Regions from separate parts of the Homo sapiens genome. Here regions 1 and 2 are each linked to region 3. Evidence: chromatin loops called from intact Hi-C (ENCODE). Cell type or tissue: dorsolateral prefrontal cortex. All regions are shown on one strand.

Region 1 (8,000 bases), 670 kb before region 3:
GTACTTAGTTTCTTTCTGTCTCTCCCAACTCAGTTCAACCATGAACGTTCTAAGGGCAGGGGCCTACCATATTCTTTCCTACTCTCAGTAGTCCCCAGTGGTAATCAGCATGCCATTGTTGATTTTGATTGGTAGGCAAGATTTGGTCTGGTGTTTGTCAACTTCATTAATGGATTTGTCTGTTTGTTTTTGATCATTCCAGAAAAGAGAAAGAGCCAGTGGTTGTTGAGACAGTAGAAGAGAAAAAGGAACCTATCCTAGTGTGTCCACCTTTACGAAGCCGAGCATACACACCACCTGAAGATCTCCAGAGTCGTTTGGAATCTTACGTTAAAGAAGTTTTTGGTTCATCTCTTCCTAGTAATTGGCAAGACATCTCCCTGGAAGATAGTCGTCTAAAGTTCAATCTTCTGGCTCATTTAGCTGATGACTTGGGTCATGTAGTCCCTAACTCCAGACTCCACCAGATGTGCAGGGTTAGAGATGTTCTTGATTTCTATAATGTCCCTATTCAAGATAGATCTAAATTTGATGAACTCAGTGCCAGTAATCTGCCCCCCAATTTGAAAATCACTTGGAGTTACTAAGCAATTCGGAAGAGAAACACATTGAAATCACTGTCTTTCCCTGAGCAAGGGGGCTGCTCATTAGATCTTTTGATACTTTACCATGTGAAATACTACCAGAACTGTTCTCTAAACCCACTTTTTCTGTAGAGGAATGTATCATCTTTTTTTTTCTCATATTACAAATGGACAAATAACGGACTTTCTATTTTCATATTTGCTGAAACCATTTTTTAAATGAAATTAGGTCATTATTTATGAAAAGTTTTGAGAGGGCACTGTCAACTTGGGTTTAAGACAGGAGGACATTGCAAGTTCACACCTTTCATAAGCATAAAGTAGTTGCAAGAAAGTATTTTCATCCTGTTAGGATTCATATCTAAGATAGAGTTATGCATTGCACATACACAAATAAACTTTTATTAGATAGATACCTATAAAAGAAACATAAAAGTATGTTGTGTATTACTGACAGTTCTAGATTAATTTCTTTTAGAATTAAAGTAGATTTGTTAAAGTGTATTGTGTGTTGTAAATTTTTTAAGTGAAATTTGCTTGCGCTCTGCCTTGCCATTTCTTTCCAGTAAGTATAATTTTGAAAAAATTAGAATATATGCCAAATATTGAGTGCTGTGACTCTTCCTCATAAGAGATGTGCCAGATTCTATGTCTAATTGCATATTCTCTTCAGAGGAGATGATGCTTATTTTAAACCTTTTTCTCTATAACTTTTAAAAAGTGGTGCTGAGTATTCACTAGAGTGGCAAGTCTTTGTGCTTTAATGCACTCAATTTGTGGAAATTACTTAAATAGCAGGTTATCAGATGGTTCTGAATGACAAAGGTGTTAAATTTGGGATTTTTTTTTCAAGCTTTAGATATGGCTGGAGAGTAATGAGACAGAAGGAATGTCTTATATTGTTCTGACTGCTGACAATTCCTAAAGAAAAGTGATAGAAGGGTTTTTAACAAAATAAGTTGCATTTATTCTCTTTCCCAGGGTTACTCCTTTGAAGAGGGCAAAATTCAGTTGGGAATATAAATTCTGGAATCTTCATGAAGAAAATTAGTTAACAGTATAGACATGCCCTACAAATATCATCCACAGGCACTTCATTCAAGAACTTCAGGTGTCAGAGTGCCTGGAGCTCTGGAGCTTAGACATTAGAGTTGATTCCTTGGGGATTGGTTCCAGGACACCTACTTGGATACCAAAGTCCACAGATGCCCAAGCCCCTTTTATAAAATGATGTAGTATTTGCATATTATGTATGCACATCCTCCCATATACTTTAAATCATCTTTAGATTACTTATACTGAATAGAATGTAAATAGTATTTACAATTGTGAATACAATGTATTTAGTTATGTAAATATGTAAATTTTAAAGTTATGTAAATATGTAGCTATGTAAATAGCTATAAAATAATATTTACAATTGTGAATAGTATGTAAATAGTTGTGAACATAACTATTGTGAATAATATGTTATATGTTATAGTTGTGAATGTAAATAGTATTCACAATTGTGAATACAATGTAAATAGCTTTCACAATTGTGAATACAATGTAAGTAGCTATGTAAATAGTGAATACAATGTAAATAGCTATGTAAATAGTTGTTATGCTGATTAGGGAATAATGAGAAGGAAAAAAAGTATACATATTCAGTACAGATGCAGTCATCTTTTTTTCCCCTCGAACATTTTTGATCCACAATTGGTTGAATCCACAGATGGGGAACACACAGTCTTGGTAAATTTAACCAACAAGGAGGGTAAACGCATCCCAACAGGGAAGGTAAACTGCACATCCATCAGTACCTCTAGAGGGCATCACTGGTTTATAGCTCAATACAGTGACTATATCAGAATAATGGCCTTTAGTTTTCCTGAAAGATTAAATTAGGCTTGCTGTTGTTGAATGAGATAATCAAACATATGATGTAATTTTAAAGGGTTTACATACAGAAGGCCTGCTGTATGTCCTGCTTCTGCTGTGTAAAAGATTCAGCATGGAATCATTGGAATTTTATGTACAGGATTTCATTATCTCATTTTCTATACAATTTTTCCTTCTGATCCAGAGACACGGAAAAACAAAGGGCAAGATGGAAATAAGGGATGAGAAGGTCTATGTGGAAAAACAGTTACAACTGGAGTGGTAACTGCAAAAACCAAGCAGCTTCATGTGATCGTTAGGACAGAAGAAATTTCTCCTTTGTAGCCTAGAGCAATATTCTCAAAATTTAATGCGCATGTTAATCATTTGGGGATCTTTTATTCATTTTTTCATGTGGGGATCTTTTAAAAATGCAAATTCTGATTTGGTAAGTCTGGAGTAGGTCCTGAGCTTCTGCATGCTTCAAAAGCTGATTATGTTTTGAGAACATGGATCTAGATGCTGGTATTGAGGTGGGAGACAAGTACTGCCACCTGAAACAACAGTCTTGGTAAATTTAGCCGACGAGGGTAAACACATCCTAACAGGGAAGGTAAACTGTACGTCCATCAGTACCACTAGAGGGCATCACTGGTTTATAGTTCAATACAGTGAATATATCAGAATAATGGCCTTTAGTTTTCCTGAAAGATTAAATTAGGCTTGCTAACTTGTTTAATGAGATAATCAGACATATGATGTAATTTTAAAGGGTTTACATTTTTAAAAATTTAATGATTGCTACATAAAAAGGGTATCAGTTAACTAATTTTACTTAGATGGAACTTCTGTAAGCTTAGTAGGTATGCTTAAATAAAGCCTGCTAATAAAATAGAGATTCAGACTCAATAGAATGGTTTTACATATGTAATATATGTTTTAAACTGCATAAAATAAACTCCTCCCTCCTTTCTTAACGTGTCATTTTTCTGATTACAAAAGTAGCACGTTCTTTTTAGAAAATTGGGAAGGAAAAAAGCAAAAACAAGAATGAAAAAACAAAACTATCTTGCCGCTCATAATTACTTAACATTTTGGTATATTTCCAAATGAAAACAATTATTTTCCTGTATTTTACAATTACTATGGCATCATGCTCCCCTTCACATTATAAGCATTTCCCCATGTTTTTAAAGACAAGAATAACAAATTTGATTAATAGCATATTATTGTATAATTAGATGTCATGCAATTATTTAACCAATATTCAACTGGATATTTAAATTCTTCCCAGTGTTTTGCTTTTCTGTTCTTTTTAATCCTGCTTTTCTAGTTCTTAGAGAATTGGTCTGCCATAGATCTTTCTACTCAGAAGTAGAAGATACTGTACTGTAAATTTCTTGACCCTAAACCTAAGAATGAACAATTTGGTCCTACTTCTTTGATTCATAATCCCATTAGCATGTATTCTGTGAATCCTAAAACACAAAGTGACAAGGACTTTGAAATTTTCACTAGGTTGTTACACAGTGCAAAAATCCTAAAGCTTTTACTTGAAAAGTTTCCAAATTTAAAAATAGTCTGTAACCTCTGATCCTATAGAATTCCAAAGTTAATCTCAGCTGTACAGTAACAGACTGGAGCAATCATCAAAGTTTTGCTTTCCATCATGAAATACCAAATTCAAACTATGTAACACTGATGTAACAATAATCATATACTGTCCATATTCAAATTTCACCAATGTCCTAGTAATGACCTTTATAGCAATTTCACTTCCAATCCAGGATCCAATCCTGGTTTATTGAGTTGGTCGTTAATTATTGTTTCTTGGTCTCATTTATTCTTCAATAAATTTTTTCAAGTAATTGATTTCATGTAAGTTACCAAATTAATTAGCATAAAATTGTTCATAATATTCCCTAATTAATGTCAGTTGGATCTATAATAATAGGCCCACTTTCATTTTGAGCTATTTGTTATTTGTGTCCTATCTTGTTTTTATTTAATCAATCTAGGTTGTGGCTTATCAATTTTTTAGCTTTGGCTTCATTTTATAATTTTAAAAATTATATTATTCTTCCTTTATCATTCAGTTTGAAATATTTCCTAATTTCCAGTGTGATTTCTTTTTGACTCATGACATAAATATGTTTGATTTTCAAATATTTGGGAGTTTTCTAGATGGCTTAATGTTATTAATTTCTAATTTCATTGAGATATATGATTTCAGTATTTTTACATGTATCGAGATTTTATGGCCTAACTTATGGCCTATCTTGTTGAACATGCCGTGTACATTTGAAGTTGTTGAGGCGATTAGGGTAAGGTCATTATAGTGTTCAAATCTATGCCTTTACTGATTTTTTTCAAGTTTTCTACCAATTGTTAAAAGGGATTTAAACACCTTCACTCATGGTTATGGAATTGTTATTTTTCCTATTTCTCCTTTTAATTCTGTCAATTTTTGCCACATAAATCTTGAAATCCATTATTCGGATTTATGGTTTTTATGATCTTGTCATATAGATATATGATATATATATATTTTATAATCTTAGTCATTACTACTTTAGGTTTCTTATGCTTATTGTTGCATAGTATGTGTTGCGGGAAGTCAGGGACCCCAAATGGAGGGACTGGCTGGAGCCGCGGCAGAGGAACATGAATTGTGAAGATTTCATTTTAATATGGACATGTATCAGTTCCCAAAACTAATACTTTTATAATTTCTTACACCTGTCTTTACTGCAGTCTCTGAACATAAACTGTGAAGATTTCATGGACATTTATCACTTCCCAAATAATACTCTTATAATTTCTTACGCCTGTCTTATTTTAATCTCTTAATCCTCATATCTTGGTAAGCTGAGGATGTACGTCACGTCAGGACCACTGTAATTGTATCTGACTGTACAAATTGATTGCAAAACGTGTGTTTGAACAATATGAAATCAGTGCACTTTGAAAAAGAAAGAATAACCGTGATTTTAGGGAACAAGGGAAGACAACCACAAGGTCTGACTGCCTGTGGGGTCAGGCAGAATAGAGCCATATTTTTCTTCTTGCAGAGAGCTTATAAACAGACGTGTAAGTAGGAGAGATATCGCTAAATTCTTCTTGTAGCAAGGAATATTAAATATTAAGACCCTAGGAAAAGAATTGCATTCCCAGGGGGAGGTCTATAAACGGCCACTCTGGGAGTGTCTGTCTTACGCAGTTGAGATAAGGACTGAAATACACCCTGGTCTCCTGCGGTACCCTCAGGCTTATTAGGATGGGGAAAAAATCCTGCTGTGGTAAATCTGAGGTCAGACCGGTTTTCTGCTCTTGAACCCTGTTTTCTGTTGTTTAAGATGTTTATCAAGACAATACATGCACAGTGGAACATAGACCCTCATCAGTAATTCTAAGTTTGCCCTTTGCCTTGTGATCTTTGCATTGCCCTTTGCCTTGTGATCTTTATTGGCCTCAGAAGCATGTGATCTTGTTCTCCCTTTTGCCCTTTGAAGCATGTGATCTTTGTGACCTACTCCCTGTTCATACACCCCCTCCCCTTTTGAAATCCTTAATAAAAACTTGCTGGTTTTGTGGCTCGGGGCCTCACGGTCCTGCTGATATGTGACATCACCCCCGGAGGCCCAGCTGTAAATTCCTCTCTTTGTACTCTTTCTCTTTATTTCTCAGACCAGCCGACACTTAGGGAAAATAGAACCTACGCTGAAATTTTGGGGGCAGGTTCTCTTGCTAGGTATGTATTTTTTTCATTTACTTACTTCCATTCTTTTAATGTAATTTTTCACCACAATCCAGACTCTCAGTAATCCTTTCCTTGCTTTTGTTTAAAGATTTACTCCAAAAATGTGGCCTATAGTTTTAGTTCAGCAAATACAAATTTGAAAGATTTATTTATGTGTATTTATGACTAGTTTCTAACGACATTATGTTTATAAGATTCATCCAGGTTATTGCATGTAGTTGTAATTCATTTATTTTTATTCTCTAGAAGAAGAATTGCTGGGTCAAAAGTTATTCATATTGTCACATTTATTAGACAATGTCCAATTGCTTTCCAAAGTGGTGGTACCAATTTATATTCCCTTAGTAGGGCTTGAGTCTGAGTGATTCACTTCCTAACCAACTCTTATTTTTGGAATTTTTAATTGTTGCCAACCTTTTAGGTATGAAATACACACCATGATTTTAATTTGCATTTCTTTGATAATGAGATTAAGCCTTTTCCCATAAGCTTATGATTGTGTCCTATTGTCTGTTAAGTACCTGTTTAAGACTTTTTCTCATATTCACCTGAGATTTTTAGACATTACTTTTTTAGGAATATTTTATGTATCCCAGTTAATAATTCTTAATCAGTTGTATCTGTAGCATAAGTCTTGCAAGGTAGTAGCTTAATAGTTTTCAAGTTTTTTATGGAGTATTTGGCTGATCAGACTTCCTTAAAATTAAGTTGAATTTAAGTTTCCTTTAAGTTTGCACTTTTTAAATGCTCTATCACCTCAAAAAAGATCCAGTACTTTTATGGAGATAGTCCTTTTATTGTCATGTAAAATCCTACTAACACTCCGTTCTGTAGCTATTTCAAGAAACCATGTGAATTAGTTGAGGAGGATTAGTAGGAGATTTGGTCCTCCCCAAATTCTGAAAGTGGGGCTTGAGTATTTTATTACTCATTACTGTGATCACATTTGTAGTTTTCATCTTTTGTTGTCTCAGGAAAGAAACCATTTGCAAATGCAGAGCCCTCCAGAAGTTACCTTGAGTATTTTATTGCAGAAGAAAAATATGCCCTAATGGTGCCAATAGGGGTCAAACAACTTCTATAAAGAAAATTATTAAAATAATGTGAGTAAAATGTAGTGGCAATCCCTAAGAGGGACGGATTTAGAGAGAACAGAAAATGAAGAGGGAAAATAGTGATACATTTATTGGGTTCAATAACTGTTAAAAATTAATAGGAAACTAGAGCAAGAGGTATGTGGTGACCTAGCACTTAAGTTAGCTCTGTTATACTTCCAAAGGCATATTTGAGGTTTTGGCCTTCTGGGCAAGTTTTGGTAGGGTGTCTGTCATTTTCCCTCTACTGCTGGAAAAGAAGGCTCAAGAGGAAGAATCCAGGTACTTTGTATTTTAATCAGGACTATTTATTTGGGCCGATTGGAAATAAGTTAAAATCTCTGCTCTTGAATTAAATCAGAGTTTATTTACCTCAGTGTTTGGAATTTTAGCAGTTCATGAGGACAAATAGTCTTTTTGTTCATTTCATAATCTCAGCTGTAGAGTTGCCCAGAGTGCTCAGATAAGTGTGTCTTTTCATTTTGATTTGCTTAGAAAGGATGTCAGTAGGGACTTGCTATTATGATGATATTGAGCTGAAATTTATATTTCTGAGGAAAATGAAAGGCTATCAGAAGTCATTTGTTAAAATTTCTTTATTCTGTCTTCCCCATCCCCATCAATATTTCTCCCTCTTTTAAAAGACTATTGCCTAGAATTTTATAGAATAAGCCCTCCTATTCTGGGAAACTGTACTGT
Region 2 (8,000 bases), 600 kb before region 3:
TCCTGCAACTTCATCCAGAGTATTTGCATTTTAGTTTTTCATCTTTCACTATAGGAAGAATGCCTGGATCCATTCAAAATACTGGCACATTTTTGTTTTATTTCTCTTCACTTTATTGCATGTTGCAGATATTTTTTTTTTTTTTAAATTGAAGCTTTTTGACAACACTGTCCAGCAAGTCTATTGGCACCATTTTTTCAACAGCACATGCTCACTTTGTGTCTGCGTCAACACTTTTTTAAAGCCATAAAGTGCTTTTAAATTAAGGTAACTGCATTGGTTTTTTTTTTTTTAGACATAATGCTATTGCACACTTAATAGACTACAGAATAATGTAAACATAACTTTTTATATGCACTGGGAAACCAAAAAATTGTGTGCCTAGCTTTACTGTGATATTCACTGTTGCAATGGTCTGGAACCAAAGCTGCATTATCTCTGAGATATGCCTGTCATTTTGAATTAGAAAGAAGCTTCCCAATCAATGTTCTGAATGTGAGCATTGTCTGTATCTTAGATTTTTTACAAGTTGGAAAACCAAGTTAGAGGCTGGGAGAGGCATGTGTGTATTTTGCATATTGGGGAGGGAAGGAAGAGGGGCTAGGAAAAGGAAGTGTGTTAAGTCCTATGACTGAAATCCAGCTATGTGTGATGCCAATCCAAATGGATCTTGGACCAGAGAGGGCAGAATAGGAGGAGGGAGGTCCTACAAGACTGTGATGGCTTCTTTCTCCTTGGGGAGGCTTCCTGAACATTGTTAGGGGATTCATTTCATGCACAGTATAAGTCTCCAGGCCTGATGATTCATCATAAATTTTTCTGGGCCTGTTTTAAGTCCTTGAAGATAATAGAAATCTGCATCTCTGAGGTGTGACCATGCAATGGAATACTACACAGCAATAAAAAGGAATTATGGATACATTCTACAACATAGATGAATCTCAAAATAATTATGCTAGGTGAAAGATACCTGAAAAAATACATTATGATTCAATTAATATGAAATCGTAGAAAAGGCAAACTAATATAGAATGACAGAAGATCACCAGTTGCCTGGGGATAAGGGAAAAGGAAGGGTGAGAAAGTTGTATGCCAAAATTGATCAAATTGTATACTTGATGTGTCATTTATTGTATACCTATTATACTTCAATACAACCGTGAAAGAGAAGGCAAAAAGAATAAAAATTAACCTCTTTTTATCAACTCCAACTCAATTTAAGGGATTTCCTAGGTGAGCAGGTGGCCAGACCTCCATCTATTTGGGGAACTAAAACATAATCAGAAATACAAGAAAAATGTATTAACCAAAACTCTTCTCCAGGAAGATAGGTGGTTGAGAAGCCAGTTTAGCGGAAGTAAGATTCCCAAGAGGCATGTTCCAATAGTAACAGAGGCCCACTAAAAAGGGCGGGTGTGATCATCTGCAGGGTTTTTAAAATTTCCGAGTAGGAGATGCAACTTTGGAATTAGAGTTGAGTTTCTTGGGATGCTGGAGAAGAGGCTGCTTGCTTCTACCAGTGCTCTTCATTCTCTATTCTTCCCTCAAGGAACACTTAGCTTTTGCCCCCAATATGCTGAGAACAAATACTTAGAGAAGATTGGTTTGAAGGTGTGCCAATTTATCATTAGTCTGCTTGGCCCCAGTCCCAAGCCCAGTGTTGAAAGGGGTAGAGCCAGCTGTACTTCTAGGGGCAATTCTCTCCCTGCCACCCAGAAGGAATTTGGCAATCCAGTTTCTGAAAGGAAAGAGTGTTTTGAAATCATTTTTGTAGCAAAAGCATGTATAATACTTGGAGAATAATTGTAATTCACAAGGTTGGGACGAAAGGAACACAGATGGTGAAGTCTGGGAAACCTGACTCACAGTTTTTCAGAGAGTAGAAGAGGGGGAAAAGGTAAAAAGAGGGAAGTCAACCTACCAGAAACAGGGCCACTGCAGTGCCCAGGATGAAACCAGCAATCACGTCCGAGCAGTGGTTCCGATACTCAGAGACCCGGTTGAGGCCTGTCAGGAAGGCTGTGCAGAGAGTTCCGAGGCACAGCACCGGCTTGGCCAGTCGACTGCTCTTCGTCTTGATTGTGCTTGTAATATACATCTGGAATAGGACAGAGGCCAGGGAGTGACCAGGCAGCTGCCTTGTGCTATGAGTACACATGCAAGCAAGCAGGTACATACACCAGCATACACAAGCAGGGGCTTGTGTCAAAGCAACCACACTAACTAGTATTCCTTGAACAACTCCATTAAGATATTTAATAAATTATTTAGGTAGGAAATCAGTGCAGCAAGAACAATGAACAGATGTACATTCTTCAGTCTTTTGTAATCTAGTGGACATGTCAACAGAAGTTATTAGTGACACAAAGAACGCATTAACGATTAGATTCAGAACATGCAGTTTTTATGTGACAAGTTTAAATATCATTTGGGGTATAAGAAATCCATATGAGAGTCTGAGATACCAAATAAACCTTCTATGGGAATGAAGCTTTTGGTGGAGAAGACCAGGTAGGAGAGTGACTGTAAGTGACCGTACATTTTATTTTTTGTGTCCCCAAAAGTTCCTAGTTGCTTTGTCACACCTTCAGGTGATTAATACCAACAAAGTGTTGACTGATGAGTTAGTTGATAGGCTGAATTAGAACCTCCCAACAACTGCATCACATAAATAGGTTTCAGCTGTGCTAGTAAATTGACTCATACATTCCTCAGGACAGCTGTGATCAGCTTTATTCATTCATTTACTCCACTGTTTCTTAAAATATTAAAATTTTCTGTGTGTTCCACAAGATACAAAAGGTCAAGAAGACCTGAGCTAAGTAAAAGATGATACACGTTATGACACCTGAGATGTAGGCGGCTGTTATTAGTTTGTTGTGAGGTGCTGGGTAAGACTCTGACGTTTTACAGGTTCAGTTAGCAAATGTGTCCCTGGTGGTTTAGAGTTAGGAAGCCATGCCTTTTTCATGTAAGTACACTTTTTTAGCTAACCTTTGGTAGTAGTTACAAAACACCACTAGAGGGCACCATTGGTCTATCATTTCTTAACAAATGTGCTATGTGAGCTTAGCAATTCTAAAAAATAATATGCTGATACTTATATAGTATGTGTATATGGCCTGAGCACATATAAGTTAAAATAGACGCATTTTACAGTATTACAATAGAAATTCTTAATATTCTAGAATGATACCTCAACACTGGTGAGAATACCAGAAGATAGGAATCTCTTCTATATAACAGATTCCCTATAAAACTGGTTACATCACAGTTACATAAATTACAGCATATTATTACACTATTTTCAGACTCTGGTAAATGTTACTTAAAACCTATGCTGCATATATTCAGTTGTTCATGCTATTATGTTTTCCAATTATATCTGTCATAAATCTTTCCTATAAGAAAGATTAAAAACTATTAAAAGCATGAGCCTATGGTTAGTTGGTATTCTTCATAGTATTAACCAGTACTTAGGAAATCCTTGTTGAGTAATTTCTGAAAGCATTTGACATGTAATAGCGGCTCAGAAGATTTATGCAATTGGAATCTTATATCAGGGTTTATCTGACTATAGTCTGTGAGGCATGATTTGAATTGGATAACATCTGAATCCTTGAGAACATGTTATAGTCACATTTATTCTGTGTGAGCTGATGATATTTACTTCTTTCTTGCCCAAAGAACTTCGTATCTCATTTGTTGAGACAGTAGTTTATTATAAGTAACAGAATAATTTTTATAATGGTACTATAAAAATTAATTTCACACAGCAATGACTTGAGTCTGATAAAAAATACAGGAAAAGGCACAAGAATACATTGTTTAGGTTCTAGATAATTAGGAAAAATCAACATTCTGAAAATTTGAAAATATGTTGGATACTTCAGAGGGCTTTATTTGTTTAAAAAAAATACCTGCATAGAGGTTTTTTGGTTTGGTTTTGTTTTTGATAAAGCAAAGACATTTAACTGAGCTATAATCTGTTTTGTAAATTGAGGCTTCTGTGTTATTTGCATCCTTGTTTCTTTAATGTGGGGACAGCTGAAGTCCTTTTTTTCACATACTCATGTCACATAGTTGGTGGTTGACAAAATAACCCTATCGATGTGATCCTGTAAATGGGACACAAAGGCACTATCTGCTCCTGGTTGTTTTAAATAAATAGATCAGACCCATAGTCACAAAGAATGACTGTGTATTAATTATTAGATTCAGAACATGCAGTTTTTATGTGACAAATTAAAGAATCATTTGGGGTATAAGAAACCCATATGAGTTTTTGCCTTTTTTCCACCCTAGGGGTGAAGGCACAGACCCGTTTTCTTCCCGCAGAGGCAGAACATGCCTCCTGCAATTACACTCAGTGACAGGAAGGGTAGCATCTCCCTGGGGGGTGGGTTGAGGGCATACTCAGATGTTTGGGAAGAATGGACAGTTTGAAAGGAGGCTTCCTTCTGTCTTTTCCATTCCCACACTTTCCATTGAGAATTACCAGACTAGTCATATTCTGAATATAAAATAAGTTGAAGTAAGGAAAGGGGGTGTTTTGGGCCAACAGTTGCTCTGCCACTGGTAAATGCACCTGATGTCCACCAGCAATATCGTATCAGCCCGTGGAGCCTTTGAGCTGATCTCTGCATGTCTATATTCTGGGTCCTAAGAATGCATAAGCCAGACAAGAGTGAAATGAAGTTATTTCCAAAATGAATACAGTTAAAAAGTTGGAAAATAAGAGAGACACCATTGTTCTTTAAGATGTGGGACATACTTTGGTTTTTCTGTTACTAGAACAAAAAGAAAACCAGAGAAAATTATACCCCAGTGGGGCAGTCAATGGCTGTGCGATCTGGGGGACAATGAGAAACATACTCTGGGGTGTTGAGGTTTTTCTAGGATCATCCCTGTCTCCTAGCAAAGTCATGGAGAAAAGTGCCAGAGCAAAGGAAAGCTGTGTATCCTGGGTCTGCATGTTGTTGGAGCAGTCATTCATATAAGGCCCATGCTTGCAAATTTCTAGGCAGGTGTGAGAAGGTGTGCTGTTCCGAAACCAACGAAAACCTTGACAAAGAGTACTGTTGTGGGAGGTAAGAAAATCTCAGACACAGTACCAGGAGTCTGGGTCCCTGCTCTGGTTGTATGATCTTAGCTATACTGTGGGACCCTGCTTTCACATCTGTAAATGGGAGGATGTAATTAGGTGATTATCAAAACATTCCAGAACTAATATCCTCTGGCAGATCAGGAGATTGAAAGTGGGGTAGAAGTGTGTGTGTGGGGGGGCTAGTATATCAATAGCATAATGTAGAGAAATATGCCATACATAAATTTAAGAGTCGCTATAAGTGACAATGAAAGAATGGAGACAGGGCAGGGAGACACACATCCTATCAAAAACTGGACTTAGGAGAGACAAGACTTGCACACTCACCGTGGCATATAAGGCGGAGTAAATGCTCAGAGCAGCGTGTTTGGAGGGAAAGGATCTCCGAGCCTTTTCTATCACTTCCAGGTCCCCAGTACAAATGTTCCCATTGTTTATAAACTGGTGGTGCGCTTGGCAGTCTGCACTGGTGTAGTTTGGCTTGCACACAGTCAGGAAGTATGGCGTTAAGTGCCCAGTGACCACTTGTCCGGCGTTTACAAAAATGTCAGTAGCAAAAAGTCCAAATGCAAACACCCCTATAAGAAGATTTAAAATCATTAGGAATGGTAACATACTCTGTCAATTGCATTTTTCTCCTAAGAGAAAACAGCGGTGAGAGTCCATGATGACCTATCAAAATGATTCTAAGTACTCCCCGGAGTATCTTTCCAGGAGTGGTACCTGCTTCCCAAATCACCATTTCTTCCAAATTGATGTAGACATTCTACTGTTAGGACTTTATGGTTTTGTATCGGTAGTTTAGAAAAAGCACAGTCTAACGAAAATAATTTGAATTTTGGAGTCATATAGACACATCAGTGGTGACTCATTCAGAGTATAAGTTATTTATCTTTCTTGAATCTTGGTTACCTTTGCTGCAAAATGGAGTAGGGGGTAGTTTGGGGAAAAGAGAATAATCTACGTGCAAAATACTTGCTATGGTGTCTACGTAATTAATCAACATCAGTTCTCTCTCCTTCTATACGAAATACCTTCTCCCTGATTCTACTTGGAAATGTAAATCATCTTGGGAGGAGTTATTTACAACATGGCAGGTGAGAGTAAAGGAGGATCTTATGGAATTGTCTTTTAAAAAAATTATTCTAGAAACTTTGCTTGAATTGGAGTTTCATTTGATGTTGGAAACAGAAAATGAGAATAAAGGAAAAGTGTTAAAAACAAATGTTGTTGACCAATAGCCTCCTATTGCTGCTATAACAAATTACCACAAACCGAGGGGCTTACAACACAAATGTATCCCCTTCAGACTTCTGTATTCTGGAATTCAGAAGCCTACAATAGGTTCCACTAAGCTAAACTCAAAGCATTGGCAGGGCTGTGTTCCTTCTAAGTGCTCAGGGTATAATCCACATCTTTCCTTTTCCATGTGTTCTAGAAGTTGCCTTCATTCCTTATCTTATGGCCTCTTTCCAGCACTTCACATCATTCCAACTTCTGCCTTCACTGTTGTATCTCCTCTGACTCTGAGCCTCCTGCCTGTCTCTTATAAGGACCCTTGTGATTATATCTGGATAATCCAGGATAGTCTCCCTATCACAACTTCAACCACACCTGCATTCCCTTTTGCCATGTAAGGTAACATTCAGTTTCCAGGGACATGATCATCCTTTGGTGGGGAAGGGTGCATTATTCTGGTTTTGCTGTTGGTCTGAAAACCCTGTGAGTAGGCTATACTTCCTGGATTTTATTTGTTCTCTGGTAAATTCCAGAGGATTAGCCCCAACAAGCTTGAACATGCAGAGGTTTCCTTACAGAAAGCTTTGCTGTGAGTTATTTCAAGGCCTGTATATTACATCTATGCACTGAGAAAGGCTGTGTAGAGCTATAAGTGGGTTGAAGAGATGAAGATGTATTATATGCAATTGAAGGTAGAAGTTGACAAGTGCGAGAGGCAGCATTAACCCTTGTAAATGTCAAGAGTCTGCTATAGTTTCAACTAAATGTCTACCCAATTTTGACTCCCGTATTCAGTGTTCTGAATCTGCAAATTGTGCTGACTTCAGCACCCAAAAATTAATCCATTATAGCAGAAGTGAAGACTAGTTTGGCTGAAACCTTCGTCTGGTTTTCATTTGTATCTGTGCTGATTGCCATCATCTTTCTTTTTGTGGCCTTGCCAGAATGTGCTTTATCATAATGAGAACTAGCTCTTAAGCTTCTGCTGGCTCATACTCATTGGGTCTGACCTCTGAGAGCAGGCATTCATTGATCATCCGAGGCAGTTTTCACCCCCAGGTACTGGAAGTCTGAATGGTTGGAGATTTTCTACATCTTCCAGCAAGATTTTCAAAGACCAGGTTGCTGGGTCTTTCAAGGGGCAATAAGTCTGTCCAGACATAACTTTTCCAGGAAACTAGGGTGATTTACGATCTGAAAAAGGAAAAGTGGCAGGATCTCCCTTTGGCATTTTGTCAGAAGTGTTTCCAATTAGGGCAGGTTTTATTCTTTCTTTGGCAGAGGATTTCTAGGTTCCTTGGGTCAGTGCCAGCTCTGTGGTCACAGCGATTGTATGGTGGCCAGCTCTCCACACCATTGTCCTGTATGCCAAGGCTGAAAGTAGCTTCTCTTCTTCTCTCTGCCTTCTGTGGATTGTGTCTGTTTCTTCTGCTGGCTTCAGGAGCATCCGCTGTCCAACCACTTCATTCTGGTGCATTTGATCCAGCTTCAGGAAGTACCGCATCAGCCTGGGAAGCCCACCTGCCCCATGCAGGCCACACCAACAAAGCGCGGTGGAACCTGCACTGGTAACTCACAGACCATGTCAGATCATACAGGGCTTTTCCAAAGGAACTCAAGCCATCTCTCTCTTACTTCACCCTACGCTCCTTGT
Region 3 (8,000 bases):
ATAAATTACCCAGTCTTAGGTAGTTCTTTACAGCAGTGTGAAAACGGACTAATACATTCAGGCTATTTGCACTCATTTCACAATACAGAGGAAGAAAGACACTGTTTCTGATAAGGAAAAAGGCTTAGATGGTCCAGTAACTTACCAATCCAGTCAAAAGGCAAGAACCCAGTTTAAAAGACATGAAATAAAAGTTAATTCAACTAGGAAATGGATATGCAGTATCTAAAGGCTCAGACTACCAGATGTACTAAAAGTTGTGAACAGTAATCAACTATCATGGTACTGCATTATTTCCTTCTAGCCATGCAGCTGCTTGCTGTTCTTATAGCCATGGAGCTATGATTTCCTTATGCCCATGGAGTTGCCTGGTTTCCTCAGCCCATGGTGCTGCATAGTTTCCTCATAACCATGGTGCCCCATGGTCCCCTCATGACCATGGAGCTGCATGGATTCCTCATTGTCATGATGCTCCATGGTTCCTGATGTACGTGGTGCTGCTTGGTTTCCTTATGCCCATGGAGCTTCATGGTTTTCTCATGGACATAGAGCTGCATGGTTTCCACATCCCCATGGAGCTGCATAATTTCCTCATGCCTATGAAGCTGCATAGTTCTCTTATGGACACATAGCTGCATGGTTCCCTCATGCCCATGATACTACATGGTGTCCTCATGCCCATGGAGCTGCATGGTTCCCTCATGCCCATGGAGCCGCATGGTTCCCTCATGCCCATGGAGCCACGTGGTTTCCTCATGGTCGTGGTGCCACATTGTTTCCTCATGGCTATGGAGCTGCATGGTTCCTTCATGCACATGTAGCGTCGTGGTTCTCTTATGCCCACAGAGCTGCATAGTTTCCTCAGGCACATGGAGCTACCCAGTTTCCTCATGCACATGGTGCCACATGATTTTCTCAAGCTCAAGAGGCTGCATGGTTCCCCCATGCCCATATTGTTGCATGGTTTCCTCATGCCCTTGGAGCTGCATACTACCTCATGCACATGAAGCTGCATGGCTCCTCATGGCCCTGTAGCTGCATGATTCCCTTATGGCCATGGAGCTGCATGGTTCCTCATGCCCATGGAGCCTCATGGTTCCCTCATGGCCATCATACTGCATGGCTTCTTCATGCCCATAGAGCTGCATGGTTCCTTTAAGGTCATGATCCAGCATCATTCCCTCATGCCCGTGGCCATGATGAGGTACAGGGAATTTTTGCTTCATGAATGTGCCTAGTTAAGGATAGGGGATAGAGAGGGGCATGTGTGTCCTGGAGGAATATAGATAGACCTTACACTGCAAATATTCCCCTAATTTTGCTCTTCTGTCTTTCAAAGCAAACAAGCCAAAAAGATGGAGGGCATGGTTCTCAACATTGGCTACATATTAGAATCACCAGTGCTGCTCTTAAAAAGCACTATTCCCCGACCCAGCCAAGACCAATTGCAGCAGAATCTATGGTGGCATTGCCAGGATTGAAAGCAAGTAGCATAAAGGCATAACTTACAGTAAGGGACTGAAAACTTGCATGTCTGCATCAGATATGAAGGGGCTACTACCTCTTCTGTAGCCTCTCTTGTGACTCTCATTCCAGGGAGTAAAAGGGGAGGAAACTAACAATACATGAAAAGACACATAAATGTTTCATAAACTAAGCATCGAAATGAGAAGCAACGTAATGCAGGCAACTCCAAGAACACCTCTTCGACCAACATTAAACCAGTGACTTAAATCTGCCATGGAAATTGGCTAAATCTTCCACTGGTTTCACTTCTTCCACTCAGTTGTTTCTGCTACTTTTGACTTTGTTTTCTCTCTTGAGGGGATCCCTGTGGATTGTGCCAGACAGGCTTATTCTGGCTGACTCACTGCTGTTCAGAGACTTTCTAAGATTATCCCGCCTCAGTGGAATTATTCAGGGGGTTCCCAGTCCTTTCAGAGATAGCAAACCAATAAAATATTGGAATATATTATCAGGAGGCTGCTATAACATTACAATTATTAATACATTATCTTCCCACAAATAGGTCACAGGCACAAAAGCTTTGAATAGCCTGGGGCATTACTGAACTTGATTTTAGCTGGATGCCAATGCCAATGAGCAAATTTTTTTTCACTTCTCAAAATAAATGTACAGCCCAGTTTACTTAAAGAGTGAAAGATTAAAAATACCTCCTAGTTTGAGTACTGCATTCTCCTTGAGAATATAGAAAAGGAAAGTGAACTAGCAACTATTGGATACCATGTGAACTCCCTCTTGAAAAACAGAAGCTGCCATGGGAAGCTTTGGTGAAACCTGGGCCAGCTGCGTGGTGCCATTTACCATTGAGGTGCTACTAGATGAGGCATCTGTTATGGGTTGAATTGTACCCCCCAAAAAATGTTGAAGTCTTGTCCCCTAGTATCTGTGAATATATTATATTCACAGCTGGAATTATAGGCATGCGCCTATAATCCCAGCTACTCAGGAGGCTGAGGCAGGAGAATCGCTTGAACCCGGGAGGCAGAGGTTGCAGTGAGCCAAGATCACACCATTGCACTTGTTTAGAAATATGTTCTTTAAGATGATCAAATTAAGGTGAAGTCATTAGGGTGAGCCCTAATCTAATATGACTGGAGTTCTTATGAAAAGGAGACATTTGGACACAAAGACACTTACAAAGGGAAGACAATGTGAAGTCACGGGGTAAATATCTACATGCTGAGGAATGCCAGAAGCTAGCGGAGAGGCCTGGAGATGCCTCCCTCACAGCCCTCAGAAGGAACCAACCCTGTTGACACCCTAATTTCAGACTTCTAGCCACTAGAAAAGTGAGACAACAAGTGTCTGATGCGTAAACCACCCAGTTTGTTGTACTTTGTTATGGCAGCCCTAGGAAAGTAATACAGCATCCAAAAAAAAGTATTGGTTTAAAACCTAGTGAACAATTCAAAACCAAACCACAAATCCAGAGCCCTAGGTAAAAACAGGCATTCAGGGTATCATGCCAAAGAAGGCAGGTACCAGAAAGAGCTGACTAGAGAAAGTTAGAATGCTAGGGGCTGGGGTGGGATCAGGGGAGGGACCAGTGGTAAAGAAATCTCAAAGACAAAGAGGAAATAAGCTCACTTCATAAACACAGATTCAGCACCTACTGTGGGCTAGGCAGTTTCCTAGGTGCTGGGGATACAAAGGTGAGTAAGTCATACCCTGCCCACAAGGAGTCATGTGTCATCTGCCCCATTAGACTGTTGTTGATATCCTATGCCAAGATAGCAGCAAGCAGAGTAGTTTGAGGGCATAAAGGGATGGAAGATACTCACATAGCAATGTGGGTGCTTGGGGAAGACTTCCTGGATAATAGGATATCTAGACTCAATCTTGAAGAATGATATATTGGCAGGGTGGACAAAAAGAGGTCTATTTTCATAAAGAACCCAGGGGCCTCTCAGTACTGTGTTGAGGGTATCTAGGAGGATGTGATTCTTTTTAAAAAGAGAAGAGGTGGCCAGGTGCGGTGGCTCACACCTGTAATCCCAGCACTTTGGGAGGCCAAGATGGGTGGATCACCTGAGGTCAGGAGTTGGAGACCAGCCCGGCCAACACGGTGAAACCCTGTCTCTACTAAAAATACAAAAATTAGCTGGATGTGGAGGCATGCGCCTCTAATCTCAGCTACTCAGGAGGCTGAGGCAGGAGAATCACTTGAACCTGGGAGGCAGAGGTTGCAGTGAGCCAAGATCACACCACTGCACTCCAGCCTGGGCGACAGAGCAAAACTCCATCTCAAAAAAAAAAAAAAGGAAGAGGCATACCTTCACACACACACACATGCACACACACACACACACACATTCTCTCTCTCTCACACACACACACACACACACTTGCACATAAACCACCACAGGTTTGGCACCTCCAGAGCTGGAGAGCATCCACAGAAATAACCAGCAGAAGCAACAGCCACCTTACAGAGCAGAGGGGACCGTGGCCAGTGGGAGTAACTGACCCCTGTATATGGGCACCTGAGATCAGGAGAAAGGGAATAAAACCATGCACACCATGTGGAAACTGGTCGTACTTCTTCGTCATACACATGACATGCTCTGCACTGCTGCTGCCTTTGAGAACTATCAGAAAAACATAGAGAGGACTTTGCAGGGGTTCATGACAGCAAGTGGGAGCAGAGCCAGATAAATCAGAATAAAAACTTAAATAATGCGATCTCATAGTGTTGTTGTAAGAAATCAAGCACAAATAGAGCAACTGGGATATACCACCCCCAGCTCCATCTATCAATGTTTGGCCCAGCCTGCATTTGCATTTACTTTATCATCTTGTGTTAATTTGTCATCATTATCACTTACCCATATTCATTTCTTGAAAGCAACCTATTTCGGGAATGATGGTTTCTTACCACAAATGAGGCTGCTTTAATGACTTCAGTGAGTGGCAATCTAATGGGATCACTGCGGCTGCGAGCCTGAGCACAGACAAGCTCGGCAGCAGCCTCCTTTGTGCAGCAGCGCTCTGTAATTGGGTCTAATGGAGGAGTTGAAGGTTTTCTCTTTCTGCCTTCCTAATGATATTAACGTCTTCATGAGGTTAATGAAACTGCTAACCCCGGGCCAACGTGAATCGCTTCCTGTATAATATAAAAACTTTCTATTTGGAGTCTTAACGCAAGCACTAAGGATTACTATTGTTGTGATAGCTGTGTCTGTTATTGTGTATAACAGGTTTTTCCTTCTTTTCTATTCCAAGAGCCAGAATCAGAGACTACCAAGGACCTGATCGAATTCAGATTCCAGACAGTGGTGGAGGATCCCAGAGGCAGTTGGTTAAGGAGATCCTCCTGGTTGGGTCAGATCCTTTATGGTCTCTACTGCCCCCTGCTGGCCTAGGGAAGGAGGAGCGGCTCTCCAGCAACCCTTGGGAGATGGAAAGTACCAGAAGACAAAATATGAAGAAATATTCTTTATTATCACTGACTATATGCTTTTCTGTTTAATACTTACAAATTCCTATAGGGTAGGTCTTGCTACTGTCATTTCATGTATGAAGAAACCTATCCTCTAGTGGTAAGCCAACGTACCTAGAGTTGCTAGGGTGTGGGAGCGTCAGATCCAGGACAAAGTACAAGTCGGTCTGGTTTGCCACTGTTGTTTGAAGACATGGTACGGTGAAAAATGCATGTACTTTAACACCAGAGCAACTTGTGTTTTCACCTTAATTCCCTAATGTAAGAGCTATACAATGATAAAACAAGTTACTTAAAAGAGCTAAGCTCCGTTTCATCTACAAAACATGAATTATCATATCTATCTTGAAGGACTGTTGTGGGGGTTAATAACAAGGAAGGCAAAGCACAGGGCCTAGAATACAGTGGCTGCACAGTAGATGGAGGGTGGTATTGGGGCCAGAGACAGAGGGTGGAAAAGGGTAGGCCTTCCTGTGGATCTAGTGGCTCAATGGTTGCTTTATTCAGGTCCCCAGGAGGTTTTAACTCAAAGTCTGGGCTCAAAAAATATACTAGAATGCTCAGCTAATGATGCCAGCACATCTGAATAGCTCTTTATCACTTATAAACCAATTTTGTGTATATTTTATTTGATCTTCACAAATATGTACCTGTAGATGCATAAATATGCCACAGTTAGTTGAGGAAACACACAATATGCCCAGTATTATACTAAGCACATAAAATAATGGCTGGATTTCATCTTCATAACAACCCTATAAGTATTATTATTTTCTCCATTGTCTAGATGAGGAAACTGAGCCTCAGAAAGATTAAGGAAATTTCCCAGAGTCACACTGTATTAAGTTGCAGAGCTAAGACTTGAACACTGGCCCATATGACTACAGAAATCATTTCTCTCAACCATTGGGCTACACTGCCTTTTTCTGAAGAAGGGAGACAAGTATTACATTTTCACTATATAGACAAGGATATTCTGACTCGTGTAATAGTGATATGGTTTGGCTCTGTGTCCCCACCCAAATCTCATCTTGTAGCTCCCATAATTCCCACTTGTTGTGGGAAGGACCCAGTGGGAGATGATTGAATCATGGGGGTAGGTCTTTTCAATGCTGTTCTCGTGAGAGTGAGTGGGTCTCACGAGTTCTGATGGTTTTTAAAATGGGAGTTTCTCTGCTCTCTTTTTGCCTGCTGCCATCCATGTAAGATGTGACTTGCTCATCCTTCTGCCATGATTGTGAGGCCTCCCCAGCCATGTGGAACTGGAAGTCCAATAAACCTCTTTCTTTTGTAAATTGCCCAATCTCAGGTATGACTTTATCAGGAGCATGAAAACAGACTAACACAATAAATTGGTACCAGTAGAGTGGGACACTGCTGAAAAGATACCCAAAAATGTGGAAGCAACCTTGAAACTAAGTAACAGGCAGAGGTTGGAACAGTTTGGAGGGCTCAGAAGAAGAGGAAAATGTGAGAAAGTTTGGAACTCCCTAGAGACTTGTTGAATGGCTTTTACCAAAATGCTGATAATGATATGGACAATGAAATTTAGGCTGAGGTGGTGTCAGATGGAGATGAGGAACTTATTGGGAACTGGAGCAAAGGTGACTCTTGTTATTTTTTAGCAAAAAGACTGGCAGCATTTTGCCCCTGCCCTAGAGATTTGTGGAGCTTTGAACTTGAGAGAGATGATTTAGGGTATATGGTGGAAGAAATTTCTAAGCAACAAAGCATTCAAGAGGAAAGTTGGACGCTGTTAAAGGCATTCAGTTTCAAAAGGGAAACAGAGCATAAAAGTTTAGAAAATTTGCAGCCTGACAATGCAATAGAAAAGAAAATCCCATTTTCTGAGGAAAAATTCAAGTGAGCTGCAGAAATTTGCATAAGTAATGAGGAGCCAAACGTTAATCACCAAGACAATGGGGAAACTATCTCCAACTGTCAGAGACCTTTGCAGCAGCCCCTCCCACCACAGGCCCAGAGGCCTAGGAGGAAAAAGTGGTTTCGGGGGCCAGGCCCAAGGTCCCCATGCTGTGTGCAGCCTAGGCACTTCGTGCCCTGTGTCCCAGCTGCCCCAGCCATGGCTGAAATGGGCCAACATAGAGCTCAGGCCGTGGCTTCAGAGGGTGGAAGCCCCAAGCTTTGGCAGCTTCCACATGGTGTTGAGCCTGCAGGTGCACAGAAATCAAGCATTGAGGTTTAGGAACCTCCACCTAGATTTCAGAGGATGTATGGAAATGCCTGGATGCCCAGGCAGAAGTTTGCTGCAGGGGTGGGGCCCTCATGGAGAACCTCTGCTAGGGCAGTATGGAAGGGAAATGTGGGGTTGGAGCCCCCCCACAGAGTCACTACTGGGATACCACTTAGTGGAGCTGTGAGAAGACGGCCACCATCCTCCAGACCCCAGAATGATAGATCCACCAACAGTTTGCACTGTGCTCCCAGAATGGTAGATCCACCAAAAGTTTGCACTGTGCACCTGGAAAAGATTCAGACACTCAACATCAGTCCATGAAAGCAGCCAGGAGGGAGGCTGTACCCTGCAAAGCACAGGGGCAGAGCTCCCCAAGACCATGGGAATCCACCTCTTGCATCAGCGGACCTGGATGTGAGACATGGAATCAAAGGTGATCACTTTGAGCTTTAAGATTTGACTGCTCTACTGGATTTCAGACTTGCCTGGGGCCTTTAGCCCCTTTGTTTCAGCCAATTTCTCCCATTTGGAATGGCTGTATTTACCCAATGCCTGTATCCCCATTGTATCTAGGAAGGAACTAACTTGCTTTTGATTTTACAGGGTCATAGGAGGAAGGGACTTGCCTTGTCTCAGATGAGACTTTGGCTGTGGACTTTTGAGTTAATGCTGAAATGAGTTGAGAGTTTGGGGGACTGTTGGGAAGGCATAATTGGTTTTGAAATGTGCAGATATGAGATTTTACAGGGGCCGGGCAGAACAATATGGTTTAGCCCTGTGTCCCCACACAAATCTCACCTTGGAGCTTCCATAATTCCCACATATTGTGGGAAGGAACCCAGT

What was found. Peaks named below come from ENCODE experiments on the same cell type or tissue, not always from the same donor. Only the 100,000 strongest peaks of a DNase experiment are listed, where the experiment ranks them.
Region 1: a loop joins it to region 3, with 4 times the contacts of the local background. A loop is called at or near these places in 13 of 110 quality-filtered maps.
Region 2: a loop joins it to region 3, with 6 times the contacts of the local background. A loop is called at or near these places in 80 of 110 quality-filtered maps.

The regions. Positions count from the first base shown.
Region 1 is chr9:101,383,053-101,391,052 of GRCh38, reverse strand. BAAT (bile acid-CoA:amino acid N-acyltransferase) reads left to right here and starts at 6,047. Exons shown (of 4, transcript NM_001701.4): 1 at 6,047-6,198. MRPL50 (mitochondrial ribosomal protein L50) reads left to right here. Exons shown (of 2, transcript NM_019051.3): 2 at 203-3,420. The coding sequence ends at 587. In dorsolateral prefrontal cortex, CTCF peaks have their summits at 2,358 (motif pointing right) and 3,093 (motif pointing right); no DNase peak of the experiment used is centred here; H3K4me3 peaks cover 469 bases; H3K27ac peaks cover 2,802 bases.
Region 2 is chr9:101,306,896-101,314,895 of GRCh38, reverse strand. PLPPR1 (phospholipid phosphatase related 1) reads right to left here. Exons shown (of 8, transcript NM_207299.2): 5 at 5,435-5,685; 6 at 1,922-2,098. Among named protein-coding and RNA genes, the nearest start is that of BAAT, 74 kb to the left of the region's middle. RefSeq lists a silencer at 7,415-7,709. In dorsolateral prefrontal cortex, CTCF peaks have their summits at 2,835 and 3,035 (motif pointing right); no DNase peak of the experiment used is centred here; H3K27ac peaks cover 3,056 bases.
Region 3 is chr9:100,711,679-100,719,678 of GRCh38, reverse strand. No RefSeq gene overlaps it. Among named protein-coding and RNA genes, the nearest start is that of CAVIN4, 140 kb to the right of the region's middle. In dorsolateral prefrontal cortex, CTCF peaks have their summits at 4,658 and 4,866 (motif pointing left); DNase peaks (open chromatin) are centred at 4,471 and 4,858; H3K4me3 peaks cover 952 bases.